Linked DNA regions of Mus musculus: region 1 is linked to region 2. A link is a loop called in an ENCODE intact Hi-C map of the cell type or tissue named here. Cell type or tissue: left cerebral cortex. All regions are shown on one strand. Each heading gives the region's core, and the rest is flanking DNA. Links, peaks and the distances in the headings are about the cores only.

What was found. A loop is a pair of places that touch in the nucleus more often than their neighbours do. Peaks named below come from ENCODE experiments on the same cell type or tissue, not always from the same donor. Only the 100,000 strongest peaks of a DNase experiment are listed, where the experiment ranks them.
Region 1: a loop joins it to region 2, with 3 times the contacts of the local background. A loop is called at or near these places in 4 of 42 quality-filtered maps.

The regions. Positions count from the first base shown.
Region 1 is chr5:113,635,783-113,645,997 of GRCm38, reverse strand. All of the region lies in intron 1 of Cmklr1 (chemokine-like receptor 1), which reads left to right. Gm15736 (a long non-coding RNA gene) reads right to left here and starts at 1,827. Exons shown (of 3, transcript XR_387582.4): 1 at 702-1,827; 2 at 265-401. In left cerebral cortex, for the core only: no CTCF peak of the experiment used is centred there; DNase peaks (open chromatin) are centred at 2,685, 4,739, 5,288, 8,177 and 2 more places; H3K4me3 peaks cover 277 bases; H3K27ac peaks cover 5 bases.
Region 2 is chr5:113,586,657-113,596,871 of GRCm38, reverse strand. Wscd2 (WSC domain containing 2) reads right to left here. Exons shown (of 9, transcript NM_177292.3): 9 at 7,147-9,079. The coding sequence ends at 8,727. Among named protein-coding and RNA genes, the nearest start is that of Gm42002, 11 kb to the left of the region's middle. In left cerebral cortex, for the core only: CTCF peaks have their summits at 4,548 (motif pointing right) and 6,078 (motif pointing right); DNase peaks (open chromatin) are centred at 5,452, 6,442, 6,833, 7,779 and 7 more places; H3K27ac peaks cover 6,287 bases.

The DNA.
Region 1 (10,215 bases), core at 888-8,887, 50 kb before region 2:
ACATCCACACTCCCCTCCCACACCCTGTGTTAAAAAGCCCCAGGTTAGGACAACCGCCTTGTAGTGGGGGAAGATGGAGTTCAGAGAGGGAGGCACAAGGTGTCTTTCTTGTGCAAGGTCACACAGTTCACAAAAACTGGAACTCACGAACCTTATTCGTGTCCAGTGGTCCCATTGCATGTGGGAGCACTCACAGATGTGTGTGCATACGTTCCAGTGTGTGTGGAAGTGTGGCTAGGGTGGAGATGTTTTTGGCTGGACTACCTCAGGACTCAGCATAGGGAAGTGACCATTGTTCCAAGTGTCCAGCACGACTGTCCCAGGCACTGGTCACGCAGAGATGGAGGTGTCTCGGCTGAGGCTGTGACTGGGCTGGACTCATGGGGTGAAGAGAAGAAACCCTGGAAGATCGAGAAGCCAGAGCGAGTCAGGCCCAGGTCCTGTCCATCAGACCCTCAAGAAGGGGGCAACTTGAAATATAGACTTGCCAGGCAGTGGTGGCGCACGCCTTTAATCCTAGCACTTGGGAGGCAGAGGCAGGCAGATTTCTGAGTTCTAGGCCAGGCTGGTCTACAGTGTAAGTTCTAGGACAGCCAGGGCTACACAGAGAAACAGTGTTTCAAAAAAACAGAGAGAGAAAGAAAGAGAGAAAAGAAACAGACTCTTGTTCATTAGCTCAACAAGCACTTTCTAGTACATACTCTGTGTCAGCAAGAGCAAAGCAACATTCTTCCCACTAGGAACCTCCATGATAGTAGAGTGCTGATCTGCAGAGGGACATTCCAGAGGTGCTTGATAGAACATTTCCCACAGGTGGATCTTTCTGTGCTACCTCTAAGAGGGAGCCCTAAGCCAGCCCCAGGATGCAGGGCAAGGACCTGTTCATGGCAGCCACTTGGTGATACTTCCGGACTCTGGGGCCCCTCGATGTTTCTGGTTCCAGGCAATAGTGGGAAACCAGACAATTTGTTTCTCTTGGTAGCTCGGCATTTTGCAGGGAAGGCCTCAAGTAAGATTGGAAAGAGTGGAGATTTTGGTGCTGCGGGGTGGAGGCAGTGGGTTTCCATGGGGCTGCCGATGAAAGAAATGTTCTTGACAGAAGCCAGTTGGCAGTGGCCAGTGATCCCAAAGCCAGCTGCTCTGTCCGGGGAGTCAGCTTCTAGCCTTGCCCCTTGGCCTCCTCATCCCAGCCTCCTTCTATCTGCTTGGGCAGATCTGAGCAGCCTTTGGCTGCAGCCTGGGTCCTATGTCTGAGCTCTGGTGGGGGTGCCTGGGCGTCCCCTGTCCATGTGCTGTGTAAATGTTGGAAGTACCCATTGCTGATTCAGCAGGGCCCAGGGTCACTTCTGCTTTCTCAGGATACAGGTTCTGAGATCTCAGCCCAGGCTGGTGATGCAGTAGTTCTTGTGCAAGGAGGTGTGTGGTCAGGGAGACTGAGCGGAGGGCACACGCAGTGTTCCCTGGGTGGCAGGGGCTGTGAGCAGACAAGGAGACCCTGCTGAGCCACGTGGGACAAGTCCCGCAGCTCTGGTTTGGCTCCTGAGTCTCCTCAGTCCTATCCTCTCTCAGAGTTGCGTAGGATGTTGTGGTCTTTGGCCTGTAGTCCCTGCCCAGTGAGTGTCAGGGTTGTGGTTAAGGACAGATGTTCAAAGCTCTATCCCTGTTGTATGACCTTGTCTGAGAGTCTGCAGAGTCTCCGAGGGTCTTGTGTGAGAGGGACAAGTTCACACTGGGCTAGTTTCCTTTCTGTCGCTGTGGACCACAGCCTGACTAAAAGCCGAGGAGAGGGTTTGTTCAGCTCACAGTTCCCGTCACAGTCAATCACTGAGGAGAAGTCAAGGCAGAAACTCAAGCACCTAGTCACGTCACAGCCGCAGTCGGGAGCAAACAGTAAAGCTGTCCTGGCTGCCTGCAGGCTCCCGCAGCGGGCTGGGTCTTCTCACACACACACACACTCACACACACACACACACACACACACACACACACACACTCTCACACACACACACACACACACTCTCTCACACACACACACACACACACACACACACACTCGTGATAAATTAGCAGTTACTACAGCTTCAGGATTACATCCTCCCAACCTCCCCACCCCCACCCCCACGCAGTTCCCGTAATTTTCTCATTGATCACAAATATTGAGTGACTTTTCGCTGTGTCAATTCTGGGAGTCAGGATGCGGCCATCTTTGAGGGTCTGTCCATCATTGCAAGCGACAGTGAGGGCAAATGCACGTGTTGAGAGGTTCAGACCATTTCTCTTCCTTGTGATTGGCTCTGAGGAACACAGTATAGACCAATGAGCACAGATGTGGGTGTGGCCAACCAGCTGCAGGCTGTGCCAGGCATAAGAAGTCTTCCGGTCTGGTCTCAGCTCTGCACGCTGGCGCTGGCATCGTGGAGGAGGGTTCAGGTACTTGATTTAGCGTGTCAGGGAGTTGCTGACAGCAAGTGACTGCGCTGCTGTGGAAGGGGATGGTGATAAAGCCCTACAGGGCTGTCGTGAGGATTACAGTGTGTAGAGCCTGGGTGGGGGGTCTGAAGAGGCTCAGCACGCTCACAAGAGGGCCCAGGCAGCCTCATTCTCTAGACTGAGAGTCCCTCTGTGGCAGGTGTAGGTACCTTCCATGCACGAGACGCCCAGTGTCAGCTCCATGCTGGCAGCCAAAATTGCTGGTAGGTTTGCCAGTGAGGCCACGTGTGCCAGCTAGGGTAGGAACCAGCTGCCCAATCAGGCTTGTTCTCTGACTCTCAGATTCTGTCCCTCAGTGCAAAAGCACGCAGCTCTAGGGTCTGCTACCTGCCACGTTGGCTGTCTCCTCGTCCTGCCTCCCCAACCCCCAGGACTGGAGCCTAGGACATCTTACATGTAAGGCAATCACTAACTCTGAGACACACCTCTGCCTCAGCCCTTGTTTTTTTTTTTTTCTCCCTTTATTTCAGGGGATTGGGTGGAGGTGGAGGGCCAGGTCTGATTAAATTGCTCAGGCTGGCCTTGAACTTGAGATTCTCCTGCCTTAGCCTCCCAAGTAGCAGGGCTTACAGGCCGAGGCCACAGGGGCTCTTCACACCAGCACAGAATCACGCCTGCTACCTTCCGAGGGCTAACGCTGGGTCAGGCCAGTCCAGATTCAGAAGGAGGGGAAATAGAGTCGGCCTTTTAATTGGAGGATTGACTTGCCACACTGTCAGGGGCTATTATGGTGTCTTTAAGGCTTTCTAACAGACTTAACTCTAAAAACCAATGGAGACAACACCAAATGGGGTGACCACTTTACCACCCGAGATTCTCCACACTCCCATTTATCAGATGGGAAAAATAAGCCAGGGAGGCTGTGGGCAAGCTGAGAGGTAGCCTCTGTGCCTGAGCATCTATTAAACACCTGCTTTGCTGTATGCTCATGGCAGAGGATTCGGAAGGAGTCAGTCCTGCCTGGAGAGCTCTTGGTTGCGCAGGAAGACAGCTGAGTGAGGAGACAGAGATTAGGCCCTGAGAGGTCAGAAGGCAGGCTTTCCCCCCTGGGATGCTTGAAGCACACCACTCCTGGGGTAGAAGCACTATCCACCCAGTTGGCAAGGCCAGTGGGTGCTTTTATTTTTTTGACCAAGGGCAAATTGTCAAACACACACACACACACACACACACACACACACACACATACACACACACACTGTCTTCTGGAGACACTGGGTGGCCGAGGGCTATAGGCACAAAGAGAAGATGGCTTTCATAGGAATGACTGGAAATAAATCCTCAGACAAGAAGCCTGCCTTTGAGCTGGGTTCAAAGCATGAGCTGGCCTCTAGTTGCCCAAAGGAAAGTTGGCAGGGATAGGAGCCGCGAAGCAGGGAAGAAAGCACGGATCAGGGGTCAAAGGCAGATGACTATGGGGTCTGTGGCACAGGGAGAGTCTGCAGGGCTCTGCAGGACCCCAAAGGCCCCACCCAGTTTCCTGGGTGGCCGGACATGCTCCATTTTATCAGCGTGTGGTATATCTGCCCTCTCCAGACTCAGCACTCAAGTGTGAAGTTTCGAAAGTAGAAGATTTCAGACAACCACAACTGACTGAGTTTGTAATTCAAAGTCTGGGGCTTTATGTCCTGGGTTGTTTGGCCATTAAACTGGGTTGTCAGGAGGTCCCAGGAGCACATTAGAGAGGGGTTTCAGGATTTGAACCCTGATCTTCCTCTGGCATGTGTGCTGATTCCTTCCTGCAGAGGCAGGCTCCATCACACATGATACATGCAATAAACATGCCACGTATACACACCACATATACACTCCACATATACACAGACCCAGCAGGCACCACAGGATCCTGTCGACGGGAAGGAAACCAAACCACAGGAGGTTCCTGAGGGGATGTGGGTGGTTTCAGTCTGGGATCTGGGTCATGAAGAAAAGGGACTCTCTTTTCCATCCTATCTGAAGGGACAGCAGCCTCCCGGTCCAGATCCTTCCCCAATCCCACTGCCTCCCCACAAGGTCACACCTTGGGGCCATCCTGACAGTGTTGTTTTCTGACACTGGTGGATGGGAAGCCTGGGAGGGAGGACATGGTCCTATTCTACAGCCAGAGAAACTGAGGCCTGGGTGGGGTGGGTGCTTTTCCTCTCTCCCTCCCTCTCTCCCTCCCTCTTAACTCACAGGGTCTTGATTAGTCAGACACAGAGTCTGTTCGGTGTCTACACTGACACCCACGGCCAGCCTCTCAGACAGAGCCTGGGGACCACAGTGGTTCTTCAGCAGCATCCTGCCTGCCTTAGCAGGCGTGACAGTGGGCACTGGGGGCGGGGGCGGGGGAGGTTCTCAGTGGGGCTGGCATGAGGAGAAAAGAGCTCCAGCCATCCTGGGGTGTGGGAGAAGACAGATGAGGCGCTTAGCCCTCACTGGGGAGTGTAGTCAGGCAGCCTCTTAGTGAGACAGCTTCAGTTTCCCCATCTGAGAAATGAGTTGTAACAATGGTTTTGAAGGATTTTTTGGGGGGGGGGATCTTTTAAAAAATTAATTGGGCTGGAGAAATGGCTCGGCAGTTAAAGAGCACTGGCTGCTCTTGCGGAGGACCTGGGCTCAATTTCTAGCACCCACACAGCAGCTCACAGCTGTCTGTAACTCCAGTTCCAGAGATCAGCCATTCTCTTAGACACACAGGCATAAAATAAATACATAGACTTTATTTAAAAATCAACTAGTTATTTATTTATCTTTATTTCCTAAGCCCATTCAAAGAGGTTGGATCTGGGCCAGTGGGAATCCGACTAATCGTGTCAGCAGGGATGCAGGGTGCATCCCTGAGTGCTGGCCTACCTCAGAAGGGCTTAGTTTCAGCGTTGACTTGGCCCTGCTGTTTGTATCCTGGTAACTGCCTGGTCCTTAGCCACAGGCATGGATTCAGTTAGACAGGATGTGGTGGGCAAACTGAACCACCTTTAAAAAAAAAAGAGAGAGACACTTGCAGGCTGGGACAGTGCTCTGTGGCCTTAGGTGATAGGAAGGGGCCGGTTAGGCAGAAGGTGGCCGGTCCCCTAGATGCTCTGGAGCCTCCAGTATGGCTGGCCAACCCTGGGGAAGGGAGCACCCTGCTTGTTCTCTTTGGGATGCTGTGTGAAAGCACTGAAGCCCCCTGCAGATCTTGGGCTCCTTAAGGCTAGGGTTCTGGGTTGCTTCTTCGGAGAAGGATGCAGAGTGTGGAGTGCTTGCCTTTGTCTTAATGCCCCCCCTCCCCCCATCGCCTACCCACTCTTGCTCTTTCTCTGCCTCCCTTCCTCTTCTTCCACCCCTCCCCACCCCCACCCCCGCTCCTGGGAAAACCATGGCTCATGTCGGACCGCAGAGGAAGGGGTCTGGGTGGCTCCTCCTCTCTGGAGCTGACTACTCTGTGGTGAGACCCTGCTACCAGGTTGTGGGAGGGAGTGTCTGGGCTGCCTAAATTCACACACTCAGTAGCTCCACCTGGCAACCCCCACATCCTAGTGCTCAATAGACCCTCGGGCTGAGTGAAGGAGCAAACCTAACAACAGAGGGACAGTTGGGGGCAAGATCTGGAGAGTCACTCAAGCCCCTCCTTCCCCCATCTCTCTCAGGAAGAGCAAACTTAACCATAATTATTGTGAGGGCATGTGGTGTTTTATTTTGAAAGCACATAACGTTATTTTTGAGGACGTGTGTGTGCAGGCCTGCATCGAACACTTTGCGAATCCTGTGTCCCTTGGCGTAAGTCTTTGTGTTTCAAACATTGACACGGCTCTTGGGCTGGGCATGATGGTACATGCATGTCACCCCAGTCCTCAGGAGGCTGAGACAGGAGGGTGAGGAGTTCACTTGAGGTCACTCAGGTTAGACTCTACCTCCAAAAAACAAACAAAAAGGAATGGAAAATAACTTCAAGCCTCCGTAAGCCTCCGGGAGAGGTGGAGGCTGAGATGGCCTCACATCACCATCACGTGGCTCATGAGAAACTTGGAGAGTTGCCTTGTGGTCATAGGGAGTCCCCAGAAGATAATTGGTGTCTTCCTCGTGCCTTTACCCCCCTCCCCACAGGTAGTAGGGGCAAAGAGGTTAAATAACTTGCCCAAGACACACAGTCAATTTTGCCCTGTGTTAGAGTTTGAAGCCTTAACCACAGGGTCACAAAGGTGTTACCACTCCCATCTGTCATCTCACACGTGTGGCAGGGCAGCTGAGATCAGTTTCCTGGACAGTGTGACAAATCCTTCCTTGTAGAGCCTAGGGGGAGCCTGATAGGGGATATAAGCGAGTCGGAGGACATTCTTGGAAGTTCTACTGAGGACTGTGGCTCAGATACCCATCTTGGATGACCCCAGAGGTAAAGACTGAGATGGCGGTTTGGGTGGTCTTGATGTGTTGAGGGTGTGTCTCTCACTCAGGCTTGTGGCCAGGATACTTTAAAAGTGGGTACTTTTTGCATTGTGAATTTTTTTCCCTCCAAAATGTAAAGCTGTCTGGGAAATCGTTATGTTTGGTTAGAGAGTTTGGGGATACCCTTCTCCCCTAAACTTGTGTTCCAGGCCAGCATCTCGCTCTCCCAGCTCTGTGTGTGAAAGAGGAGAGCATCCTAGGGTATTTTCTGTTGCTGATAACTCCATTTGGAGGCCTGCTGAGGGACAGGAGAGGAGACTCTTGGGGGTCACTCTCAGCCAAGGCTTAGAGCGGTGTGGTTGATAACCCTATTCAACAGTAGCAGTGTCGGGGCTGGGAGATGGCTCAGTGGGTAGGGACAGTTCCTCTGGAAACAGGGGAATCTGAATACCCAACACCCATTTAAGAAGCTGGCCATGGACGTGCGCGCCGGTGACGCTATCACTGGGGTCCGGAGGCAGGTGGGTCCTGAGAGTGTGCTGGCTGGCCAGACTGTCCAAACCAGTGAGATTCTGATTCAGCGGGGGCCCTTTGTCACTAGGAGATGAGGTGAAAGGTGACAGAAGAAGAAACTTGGTGTCCTGCTTAAGCACGCGTTCAGGTGTGCAGACCACACGGTACGACAACGCGGGTGCTCATGGATTTGCAGGGCGCCACCCTGGGCCATGGACTGGGTTCCACCACGGGCTGCGCACTGGGTTCTCTGCCATGTGCACAGTTGCTCTAGGGTTTGTCTTCCTTTTCTCCCATTCTGATACCCGCCCTGTGATGTATGCACTAACTATCACTACATCACTTGGGGACACTGACACAGAATCCAAGCATCCAGTTCTCCTAGGGGCTGCATAGCAGAACTGGCCTTTAGCCCGGAGGCTGGGCTCCAGAGCCGAGACCGGCTGTTATCTCGACGGCACGAATACCGCTTTGGGGCTCTGTTCCTGACTTCTCCATCTTTTAGTTATGTGTTGTTGAGCAAGTTTGCCTAACCGTCCTGAACTTCAGTTTTCTCTCCTGAGGAGGTTACCAAGGAGTAACTGCTTGTTGGGCCGCTGAGGTCAAATAAGGAGTGAGGGGAGTCTGAGGAGGGGTGGGGAGGAGCCTGAGGAGGGCTAGGGAGCGATGGGGAGGAGCTTCAGGGTCTGGCAGTAGGGTCCAGGGTTTCAAGGGTTTTCATTCCTGGCTACTGACCCCAGAGGCCTTAGAAACCTGAACCAGCAGAGAAGCCACAGCCAAGACTCTTGGCAGAAGGGCAAAGAACCAGAGAGGGGGGACAAAGGTTCCTCTGTCAGCCACTCAGGGAGGGAGTGATGGAAGAGCCATGAGTGTTCCAAAGAACAGGCCTCCTGCCCAGGGGCAGGCTGGCACTCCGGCCTGCCAGGGACTGCTCCTGGGCCAGGCTGGAAGATTCTTCCGGACTCTTCTTGAAGGGTTTGGGAGGTGGCTTCTTCCTCCCACTACCCCACACCCGGGGTTTTTGTTATTTTATTTTAGACCCCAATAAAAAATAGAAATGCAATTTCAAGATGGCGACTGCCAGGGGTCCTCAGCATGCCAGGTCACCTCCAGACCACCCCCACTCCTTGCACACACAGGCTCCAGCCTCAGTCTCAGGGATGACACTGGGGATGTGCTCTGCGAAGAGCCTGCCTCTCTAGCTCCCTGGCTACTCTCTGAACCCCACCATCCGGATACACCCATAGGGTTGCCTAGAGAGCCAGCCAACCGGTGCCCCGCAGAGCTCCTGTTTCCCTGCTCCCTGCAGCAGCCCCAGATGCAGCAGGTAGAGGTGGAAACCGAAGGACTAGCTCTCACAACCAGAGCCAGAGCAGGTATTTCCGTGACTGTGCTGCAGGTGTGTAGCTGGGCTGAGTGAGGACCGTGTGGCATCAGAGGACGTTCAGAGGACGTTCTTCACCGCTTAAAACAGCCTGGCTCTGTGAAAATGGGCGGGCAGTGTTTCCCCATTATAGAAGCCCTTCAGGGGCAGAACATTTACCTAGCAGGCACAAGGAAAGCCCTGAGTGCTCATCTCAGCCACCACATTCCAACAAAACAAACCAAAAGTTACAAAGGATAACACAAAGGGAAACTTAAAACAACAAACTCTGGTAAGCCGGAGTGGAAGGCTAAGGATTCAGTTGTAACATTGTAGCACATATAACAAGATTGCTTACAACAGTGTTACATTAAGAAACTAGGCAGAGACCAAGTGCCCCGCCTGATAACATCCTAACAGTAAGGAATTGGTAGCAAGAGCACATGCCCTGGGGAACTGGTTATTGAAAAGCTGGTAAGCCTAACACTGAAATACTATGCAGCTATCTGGAAGGGTGAGCTATGTCTTACCATCTCCCAAATCTACTACTGGGTAAGGAGGGCATGTGTATATTTTCTTCAATGCAAAGTGGGAGGGAAATCAGGAAAATCCTTTGTAACTACCCAGAGGCTATAAAAAGACACCCAAAAAACTAGTAGAAGGAGCAGGATGCCCTGGGATATGGACGGTGGTGTGGGAGGGGTAGTAGGGCTTCTCTTTATAGTTCGACATAGTGTGAACATCTCTAAATAGAGTTGTATCACCTAGTCAGAAACGTAATAACTAAAAATAGATCAAACTTGAGTCAGGAGTAGAGGGCCTCCCAGGAGACATCAATAGCAAACGTTCTGTTTTGAGCATGTGCAGGAAACTTCTGGGCCTCCGTCATCTTCCTGGACAAGTCTGGGACTTTGAACCACCTCCACTTTCTTTTCCCTGTCACCGGGGAAGAGTCCTGTGGGGCTCATGTAGGAATCTGCTGAGTTCCGCATCTTCTGGCCAGCTGGGGTGGGCATCTGGCAGCTTCCTGTGGGCCAAGCTGGTGTTTCAGCACAGGTCTGCTGTCTCTCTCCCAAGGCAATTGGGAGACCGAAGCTTTCAGGAGAACTACGGCTCTCCTCAATGCTCCCTTCCAACGGCGGTAGAAGTTTCTAGAGAAGTCACTGACCCCATGCTCAGTCCATAAAATGGCCTGAGATGTCTTAACCCTTCTGGATGCTGCCAGGACTTTCCCAACCACTGTCCCCCCACGTTGTCACCAAACAGCTTTGGTTGAGTAATGCCTCTTCCGAACAGGGCTGCAGGTCAGGGCAGAGCTCCTTGCCGGGGCGTGCAAAAGGCCCTGGGGTCTGTCTCCAGCATTTCGTAAGTCAGTGAATAAAAAACAAACCTCAGCCTTTCTGTGAGGTCACCCAGAGCCCTAGATAAGCTTCCAGGGGCTCCTCCTCTGCTCAGCACAGGGGCTTCTCCATTGCCAGGGACTCAAACCCCCTAGAGCAGAG
Region 2 (10,215 bases), core at 1,584-9,583:
CACAGGCCAAAAGAGTTAAGGATGATGGGTGGACATCTGGAAAGATGCAGGCTGAGTTCTCACAGGGCAGCAGATGTGGCCTAGATGAGAAACGTTCTCCTTAATCTCAGGCCTTTGCGGCCTAGGTTCCCCAGTTTGTGGTGCTCTTTGGGGAGTCTTAAGTGGTGCAATCTTGCTGGAGGAGGTGGTCACGCGGGCAGGGGTCGGGAGGGGTGTGCTTTTTTTTTTTGTCAACTTGACACAAATATAGACAAGATAGGAGCACAGAATCTTAATTGAGAAAATGTTTCCATAAGAAACAGCCGTCAGGCCTTTACCCAATTAGAGATTGATGGGGAGAGTCCCACCCATTGTGGGTGGGGCCAGCCCATTGTGGGTGGAGCCATCCGTGGCCAGGTGGTCCTAGGTTCTCTGAGAAAGCAAGCTGGGTAAGCCATGGGTTGCAGGCCAGTAAGCGGCACCCCTCCGCCGCCTCTGCGTCAGTTCCTGCTTCCAGGTTCCTGTCCTGCTTGGGTTCCTGTAGCTGCGAAGAGCAGGGATACAGAAGTGTAAGCTGAATTAACCCTTTCCTTCCCTGGTTGCTTTTGGTCACAGCGTTTCGAACACATAACTAAGACTAAGACTGTGCCTTATGTCGTTTCCAGTGCACTCTCCCGGTTGCACGGCTGTGGGTGAGGATGTGAGCTCTTAGCTTCCTGCCTCCGGCTGCCATGATTCCCTACAGCAATGGACTATCCCCCCTCTGGAAACTTAAGCCCAAATAAACTCACCTGTGCTCTCCTGGGCTTGGGGTTCTATCGTAGCAACAGAAAAAAGTAACCAAGTCGGGGCTGGGGAGCCAGTGTTGGAAGGGTGCATTGGGCAAAGGGAGCTTGCTCGGCGCCAGCACATCTTCTAACCCTCCAGGTAGCCGGTGGTAAACATGGGCGTTTGATAGCTCAGGTAACACCTGCTCCTCCACCCCACCCTGGTCCTACGCAGTACTCGCTAAGGCATCAAATCCAAGTCTTAAATTCTGTGTTGACACCGAGATTCAGAGGTACAGCTGCTAGCCCAGGTCAATTAAAATGACTAAAATTCCTGCTAGATGTGTTCTGACCGTTTTTCTGACCGAGCTCTGAGCTGCTCCCCTTCCCAGGTCACCCCAGGCTCTGTCAGTATTTTGACACCGGTGCCCTTTGGGTGAGACCATCGTCTGTCATGGGGCACCCCTAGGTATACTGCCTTGGCCTCAACCCACTAGATATTAGAGGCACCTCCCCTCCCTCTGCTTGCTTAAACAGTTCCTGGGTGCACCCCAGGGTGGGGAGCTCTGTAATAAAGGTCACCGTCAACACTGAAGACAGAATCCCACTGTTTTTTCCACAGGGAGAGTCAAGTTGATTTATTCATTTTTGGTTTGTTGAGACGGGGTCTCCTGTAGCTCAGGCTAGCCTTGAAGTCACAACAGTCCAGGATGGCCTTAACTGCTAATCCTCCTGCCTCCACCTCCTGAAGGCTGGGATTACAGGTATACACCACCACACACTAGATTATGTGGTACCAGGGATGGAATGGGGTGCCCTAACCACTGAGCCTCAGTATATTGGAAAACTACACATAGACAGCCTGTTTCCCAACTGTCTTTGGCTTAACACATCCCTTCCTAGTCTCTCCCACATATACTAGTTTGGTGTTTGCAGTTTTTTGGTCTTTGTCCCTTTTTTTTTTTTTTTTTTAATGCCCCACCCAGAGTTAGTCCACTGCCCTCATTTATCATCAGGAAAAGGTCTCAGCCCACACCTTCCTCTTCAGCACATTCTTCTTCATGGGCTGTGTGTGTATGTGGGGGGGGGGGGGGTGCGGGTAGTTCCAGCAGAGGAAAAACCTGCAGAAAGCCAGTGGTGAGCTTTGAGTGAGCTACACAGAATATAAGGTCTTTCTTTGCCTGGCAGTTGTCATGGGAACCTGTAAGTTATCCTTGCAGCTTAAGAGCTAGAAGACATCTGCGTGGCCACCCCTGAGCCCACTACACTCAGTGACTTGTCTCCTGGTCACTTCAGCCATGTGTTGTGTATGCTTTGTGTGTGGGGGGGGAGGGGAGGTTAGGAACCTTGACTCTACCCATTAAAAAGCCAGCAACAGCCCCCCAGCTGTGGAAAAAACCCAACAACGCCTCCAGATGTTACTAAACACCTCCATGTGGGAAGTTGGGGTTCCATTGTGTGAATCTGGAAAGCACTGCTTTGAGTGGCTGTTTCACAATCTAAACCTAGAGGAAGCCCAGGCGTGAGCTCTGTGTGTCCTTCCTCATCTCTTGTTCTCCTCCTTGGTGGACGATTGTGTTCAGCATCCTCCCAAGAGTCTTGTCAGACCCACACCTCCCTTATTCATCCCGATGTCACATCTGCCCCACGCCTACCATCCAGTGTGCGATTACATAAGAAAGTTCTTAAACGAGATGTCTTAGTCACTGCTCTATTGCTGTGAAGAGACATCATAACTGTCTTAGAGTTTTACTGCTGTGAACAAACATCATGACCAAGGCAACTCTTAGAAGGACAACATTTAATTGGGGCTGGCTTACAGGTTCAGAGGTTCAGTCCATTATCATCAAGGTGGGAGCATGGCAGCATCCAGGCAGGCATGGTGCAGGAGGAGCTGAGAGTTTTACATCTTCATCTGAGGGTTGCTAGGAGAAGAATCACTTCCAGGCAACTAGGAGGAGGGTCTTAAAGCCCATGCCCACAGTGACACACCCACTCCAACAGGGCCACACCCACTCCAACAGGGCCACAAACTCCTAAGAGTGCCACTCCCTGGGCCAAGCCTATTCACACTACCACAGGAGCTCAGATGGGGGTGAGAGCAAGATATCTCTGTTCCTGGGTCACAGATCTCATGCTGCCAAGGGCTAACTCAGGCCTACTCTGGCCACTGACTGTGGTGCCTCTTAGGACTTTTATTGGGACATGACTACTACAGAGAATCATGGCACCTACTATGTGCTGGATGCCATGTGAGTTTGAGAGAGACGGTTAAAGGCCTGGGTGGTGGCCATAGCTGTCAGTGCCCTCGGGACAGTGTGTCAGTGGTCTGAACATCAATGTGTTATTTCCTGCATGATACTGGCAAGCTCACAGGATCACCTGCCTACGCACACATGTATACACACACACACACACACACACACACACACACACACACACACACACACACACACACTGTGGTCCTTCCACCAGGAGGCTTTGGGACCTTGGGCCCAATCTTTTGGAAAACTGGCTTCAGAATATCTTAGGTCAGCAATCGTGTCGAGTTCAGGAAGCGTGGCAGCCATACAAAGGGGCTGAGTGCCCACCCCAGGTCTCACCAAGTCTCCTCCCTGAGCCCTTTCCTTTGGTACTCATGAAGGTCACCAGTGAGCACTCTGCTATGCCATTCTGGTAGTCTGGGAGCTAATGCAGGGAGCACCACAAACTCATTTGCATCAAGGAGCTGCCTCCCTCAAGGCCTGCACTTTCCAATCAGCAACAGGGCTGCCTGCGGGGGGGGGGGGGGGGGGCTGCTGGAATTTAGCCACTATTGTGCAGAGAGGCAAGATGGGGTGGTGCAGAAACACCCCATCCCTTCTCCTTCGTGTTCTGAGGTGTGCCCTCCTTTCCAGACGTCTCTCTCCTGAACATTGGCAGACTGCAGGCTGTAAATCTAAAGGGGATAGTGAACTGTAGACAAATGAACAGACATGTCGCCGAGGGCACCTCACCGCCCTGTGTCAATCAGTGCTTTCTGGAAAGAGGTGGGACATGTTTCCGTGTCACCATGAACAGCTCTCTGCCCCTAAATCCCCATACCTCTTACATCCCATCTGTGTCTCTGGGAGGGAATGAATGTACCTGGACAGATTTTTTTTTCCCCCTTGGAGACAGTCATTTACTCTCATGCAGTCAGGGTATAAAACAATGCCAGGGCAATGATTTAAGGCTGTCTGTCTGTCTGTCTCCTTTCCTCCCCTTCTCTCCCAGTACACCCTCTGCTTCTTCTACCTTCCAAACGGGCTCTGATGGTTTCTGGTTTCAACCCCGGGCACTGTCACCAGTGTCTGTGTCCCAGTGTGAGTTAGTTAACATCTTTAAGCCTCTCAGGCCTCCCACCATGTCCTGGGTGGGTCCCACCTCCACGTCTCTCCTCGGCAGTTCAGAACAGAGAATGGAATTAGAGATGTCTGTAGCTTTCTCTATGCCCTTCTTCCTCCATCTCTGCCAAGCAGAACTCCAAGGGGATAGGGCTCTCTTGACACTGTGTTCTCAGTAGGGAAATCTCGCTGGGATCTTAGTCACAGGATTCCCTGGGGTGGGAACTGCTGAAGCCGGGAGCTCCAGGCCCTGCTGGCCTTTTTTGTCTTGTCTCTACTTCAGCGTGGGGTCTGGTCCTCTGCGTGCTTACCCCAGCACCCTCTGCTTGGCCTCTCTCTGTCCTCACTCCCTCTGTGCCTCGACTAAAAAATTAAAGAAGAAGAATATCTATTTATTTTATGTATATGAGTACACTGTAGCTGTCTTCAGACACACCAGAAGAGGGCATCAGATCCGATGACAGATGGTTGTGAGCCACCATGTGGTTGCTGGGAATTGAACTCAGGACCTCTGGAAGAGCAGCCGGTGCTCTAAACCACTGGGCCATCTCTCCTGCTTCTGTGCTGCAAATTTTGAATATTTCGACAGTGAGCTGATGCTGGCGTGTTGTTCCCTCCCCCCATGAGGAGGGACCCCAGCAGCGTCATACTGAGTAAGAGGCATTCTCTCCTCCAGCCGTCAGACTACTGAGTCAGGTGCTGTCTGATATTCATTTCCTTTCTTTCCCTCTCTCACTTCCTCCCTCCCTCAAGCCTATTACCATAACAGCAGAGCTGAGGACAGGACAGCGCAGCCCTGGTTCTGCAGATTCTGTTGCTAAGGAAACCACTTCCTTGGTTACCAGGCTGGGTACATTTGTCTCACTAGGCCTGGATCCCACAGAGCCACCCCCCACTCTGCAGGATGAGGAGATGAGGGTGGGAGAGAGGGAGGAAGGGAAGAGGAGAGAAGTAGAGAGCTCTAAGATCAAGGGGTAGAGGTGGGGGAGACACGTGCAGCATTAGTGGGGAGACTGAGAATGGGAGGGCAGTGAGGAGGACAATGAGGAGGATGGCGAGGAGGACGGTGAGGATGGCGAGGAGGATGTTGAGGAGGATGGAGAGGAGAACTGAGGAGGAGGAGGATGGTGAGGAGGATGTCGAGGACAGTGAGGAGGACAGTGAGGAGGATGGAGAGGAGGACTGTGAGGATGATGGAGAAAGACAGAGGGGACAGTCAGGGGCAGGCAGAATGGAAAGGGACAATAAGACAGCTGGAGGAAGTCAGACCTCAAAGAGGGAAATCGGGGCTTTAAGGCAAAAAGGAGGAGGGATGAGGAGAAAGAAAACAGAGTGGCAAGGAGACTAGTCCTAGGAGGAGCTGCCTGCATCCCCCCTGCCTCTCCTCTCCCCTCCCACACTGGATGCAGCCGCCTCCAGGGCGCCTAGGGAAACAAACCTGGAATTGATTCCCATAATCAGCTGTATTCTACTTGAGTCTGGGAGTCACTGTGGGAAGACAGCAGGATCCAGCCTGGATGACCCCCAGTTCCCTGCTCCTGTCCACACTGCTTTCCCCAGTGAGAGTCTTAGCCCTGGAATCAATGTCCATGTTGGGGCTCAGCAGTCTCTGCCATTCATAGGGGCCACCAGGGGCCTCGCTCCCCTCCCCCAAATGCTTTCTGTGAACCCCGCAGAGATGTAGAGTTCTTCTTTTTAATAATTTTAGCAGTCAGGATTCTCTCATGCTGCTTCCTTTCCTTTCCTTTTTTTTCTTTGTAAAGGTTTATTTATTTATTTCATGTATGTTGAGTACACTGTAGCTGTGTTGTGAGCCATCATGTGCTTGCTGGGAATTGAATTCAGAACCTCTGCTCACTCCAGCCCTGCTTGCTCCGGCCCAAAGATTTATTTATTATTATATGTAAGTACACTGTAGCTGTCTTCAGACACACCAGAAGAGGGCATCAGATCCCATTACAGATGGTTGTGAGCCACCATGTGGGTTGCTGGAATTTGAACTCAGGACCTTCGGAAGAGCAGTCAGTGCTTTTAACCGTTAAGCCATCTCTCCAGCCTGAGATGGAGAGTTCTTAAGTCCTTTTTTTAAGTCTCTGAAACAGGGCACACAGGGCCTGTGGTGGACTGGTGGTAATTCATGCTCAGGAAGTATGTGTGAGTTAAAAAAAAAAAAAAGCTACTTTCATTCCTCCCAAGTCTGAAATATAAAGACTTGATTCCAGATGGCCACAGGAAGGGCAGGCATCGGTTGTCGTGACAGGCGCTTACAGCCCAGCCTCACCCCTGGCTATGGACTTGTGACATTAGAAAGGAGTGGGAGGCAGATGCCTTATGGTCCTGAGACAAGAATCTAGGCCAGCTTGATGTCACATGGCTTCCTTCAGTGGGAACAGGTGGGTGAAGGTAGCCTCAGAGACATAGATGGGTCTTAGGTTCAAAGCAAGGATCTAAGATTGGTCAGCCCAAGTTCAACGGTCTAGGATGGAGGGGGGGGGGTGGCTCTGACAGGTCAGACTTGGTTTAACACTGACACCTTAGTTGGCCCCGGCCCAGATGAGCTCAGTCACCCAGCATGGCCTCAGTGAACAGCTTTCCCTCCCCCCAGGGACTGTCACTGAAGTCTTTCTTCCTGCTCTTCCAGCATTGGTGGCCCAGGACTCTGGGTGGGGAGAAGCCCCTCTCTGCTTTCTCTCCACCCATCTCAGCAGCCCCACTCCCTCACTGCCCACAAGACAACATTAAAAGCTCCTCCTTCCACTGACTGGGGAAGTCTCTGGTCACAGCCTTCTCCACAGAAGGCCCAGTCTAGTTGGTGACAGAAGCCAGGAGGAGGTTTGTTGATGGAGATGGGGAACTGCGGGGTCCCTGGGCATCTCTCTCCCACAGACACTCTGCTCCACATCTGTGCATGATAAACCCAGAGAAGTTCACACCTTAGGCCTTCCCTCTCCTCTCTCATTCACACATACACACACACTCCCCCCCGCCCCCCGAGGAAACACTCCATGTGTGAACATGCCATACACAACTGGGCAGCCAGTTAGCAACAAAACTCTCTTTTAATGATAGTGTTGACCTGAGGAATCTTCGAACAGAAAGTTCGTGACCAGAGGAGGCCACTTGCAAAGAACTGGCCCATGTTTTGGACCCAGAGTCTCTCAGAGAGCTTAGACCTCCAAGCAGGAGGGGAGGCTAGGCCCTCTACTGCCCAGTGAAAAGAAAACTAGAAATTAGTCTGGGGCGGGGGAAACACCATACAAAATACATTCAGAGCCCCCTTGGCTGAGCCCTGGGGTGGTCCAAACCCTCCAGATGAGGGCGTTGGGAAGGGAAGCCAGTCCTTTTTTGTGTGGCCAGTGTCCAAGGGGCAGAATGTCTTGGTCATATTCCTCTTAAAAAAATATATCTCTCTTTTCACGAATCTTCTCCAGGGTTCCTTGGCTAGGTGGGAAGGAGTGTTCATTTGCCCCGCCCCCCCACCCCCCAGGCTGCGGGGGTGGAGGTGGGGGAGGGGCTGCTCCGGTCAAAAGAGCAAGGGGCTGTGACTATGGCTTTTGCGTTTATGTAATGGGAACGGTGAAGGGCTGGAGGGGAAGCCAGAGGGATCCAAGGTGGGGGAGACGGGGATCCTGGATGCATGCTTCCTAAAACGTGATCAGTGACTTGAGTCAGAAATCCTTTGGTGTCTAAGCGTCTTCGAGAAAGAGCAGCGGCATAATGGGAATGGAAAGCCATTCTTAGTGGGGACTCTGAGGAGTCCCCAGTTGGGGCTGGCCCTGTCGGGTTGCAAGCAAGGGAAGGGAGGCTGATGGCTTAGAGGGTAGGGGACAGTTTTGGGTGTGGCTCTCTCTGAGTTGGAGCACTTTTGTTCCCTGCCCTGGGGTAGTGGAAGGACTCCCTGGTTAAGGGATCAATCCAGGCAGTGTAAGATAGCCAGTTCAGGTCCCACCCTGCAATGTTGGGTCCTCTGGGCTTCCGTATGTGGCACATGGCCAACCTGTTGGGTTGGTTTTTGGTACCTAAGGGACTTTGGAAGAAGGATCAAGAACCCCAACGTCACCCTCATCCCCAAGACACGACAGCACGAGCAGACAAGACAGGGTTGCTGTCCTGGAGGGGGGGCAACACCCGGCTTGGGCCTCTTATGTGCTTTAGCCTGGGGCGGTTCCCACTGTAATGCCAGAGCACCAGTCTCCATGGTCCTCAGAAGTGAGACGCCCAAGGCCACGGAGACAGGTCCCAGCCAGCTGTCTGTCACACAGAGGTGGCCTGAGAGAGATCAGAAAGCTGGTGCCTGCTCAGGGGAAGAGGCAGGGGCCCACACAGTCAGAAGAGGGTCATTGCTTGCAAAATGTCCATCAGCTGCCACAGCCAGACCCTCCCAACCTCTGCCAGATAGCCTCTCCCTTCTCCCACCACCAATAGCAGGGTCTGGGATACTCCAAACCAGGCAGCCTACTCTCCAGGGAAAGGTGTCTAGATATCTCCTCCTCCTGAGGCCTCAGAGGGGCCTTTCTGAAGGCAGGCAGAAGCCTGGGGCTGTCTTTGTGCCAGAGGGAAGCCAGCTCTTTGAAGCCAAGGGGCACCGGATGCTGGGTCCCTCCCTGGCTGCCCATCATCTTGGGCCATAGGCATCAGGCACCCCAGTGAGGTTGCGGCTACGTAGTGCCGTGTCCACCATTCGGATGTAGGCGGCAATGGTCCTGCGCATCTCGGCTGTGTAAGGGTCATACTCCAGCTTGCGCAGCCCCGAGCGCTTGAAGTTGCCGTCCTTCTGGCTCTCCACGCACAGCAGCCGATCCTCCCTGACCGCCACGCCCAGCAGGCTGACCATGCGGCCCAGCTGCGTAAACAAGTCCTGCTTCAGGTCCTCGAAGTGCACCACCAGGACGGTCTTGCCAAACTTGAGCCAGTCCAGCGTGTGCGTGGCCCACCACGGGGCATAGTTCCTCACGAACTCGGGCCACTCTGCGGAGAGAGCAGAGCGTCAGCCCGCCACTAGATAGATGGGCAGATGACAAACCTTCCGGACGCCTGAAACCCACGTGTGCTTTTTTGGGTAACACACCCCTGGCTGGTGCCTGGTTTACTACAGGCACAGCCCTACCTATACACAGAACCACAGCCTGAAAACAGATACCACCAAACTGCGGAGGCACAGAGATGCTGGGTTATACAGGAAGGGCTGGGAGCAGAGAGCACTCGCTTGCCAAGATTGCTGGAAGCTCTGGGTTTGGACCCCAAGAAGCTGTATGGGTAGAGACTGTAGTTCTGTGGGGGAGGTTGGAATGTTGCAGATCCAAGGACTAATTAGCTTACCTTGGGCTAGGCCTAGACCTCTGGAACACCTAGGTAGTGACAATTTTGGTTTCTTTAGGAATATAAGAATTTGCTTTTGCTTTAATCCCAGGTGTGGGTAGGGGCCGCTTCAGACTGTCCACAGCAGCTGTCTTATGATTTGCCTTGTGCCCTAGCAGGCAGATCATTTTGCCAGCTGCAGATGGTTTCTGCAATTGTGTGACACCGGGGATTCCGGGGACTTTTCAGAGGGTAGATAAATGCTTGAGCTTAGAGTGGGGAGAGTTGTTGGTTGTGGTTTGTTGAGTAGTTGTACATAAAAGAAGAGAAAGAAAAAATAATACATAAAAATAAATAAAAAGGAGAAAGAAAAAATAAAAAGGGGAAAGAAAAAATAAAAAGGAGAAAGAAGAAAAATTTGGATTCTAATGGCAAAGATCTAGGAGCCCTAAGAAATTTGACACACGTAATCGGTAGGAACTAGTCTAACCATAATAATATTCCTTTTTCCTTTCCTCTCTTGTCTTTTTTTCTTCTTCTTTCTGGTGTTAGGGGTTGAAAGGGTGGAAGAAAAGAGGGGAGAAGGGTGGAAGAAAACAGAACCCACACTGTAGCAAAGACTGTCTGCACAGCTCACTCTTGCAAATCTGTCTGTTGGAACTAACACCCCCCCTACTAGTAGAAACCTTTTGGAATCTATTAACAGACAAGACATGGGCTGGCGAGGTGGCTCAGCGGGTAAGAGCACTGACTGCTCTTCTGTAGGTCCCAATCCCAGCAACCACTTGGTGGCTCACAACCACCTG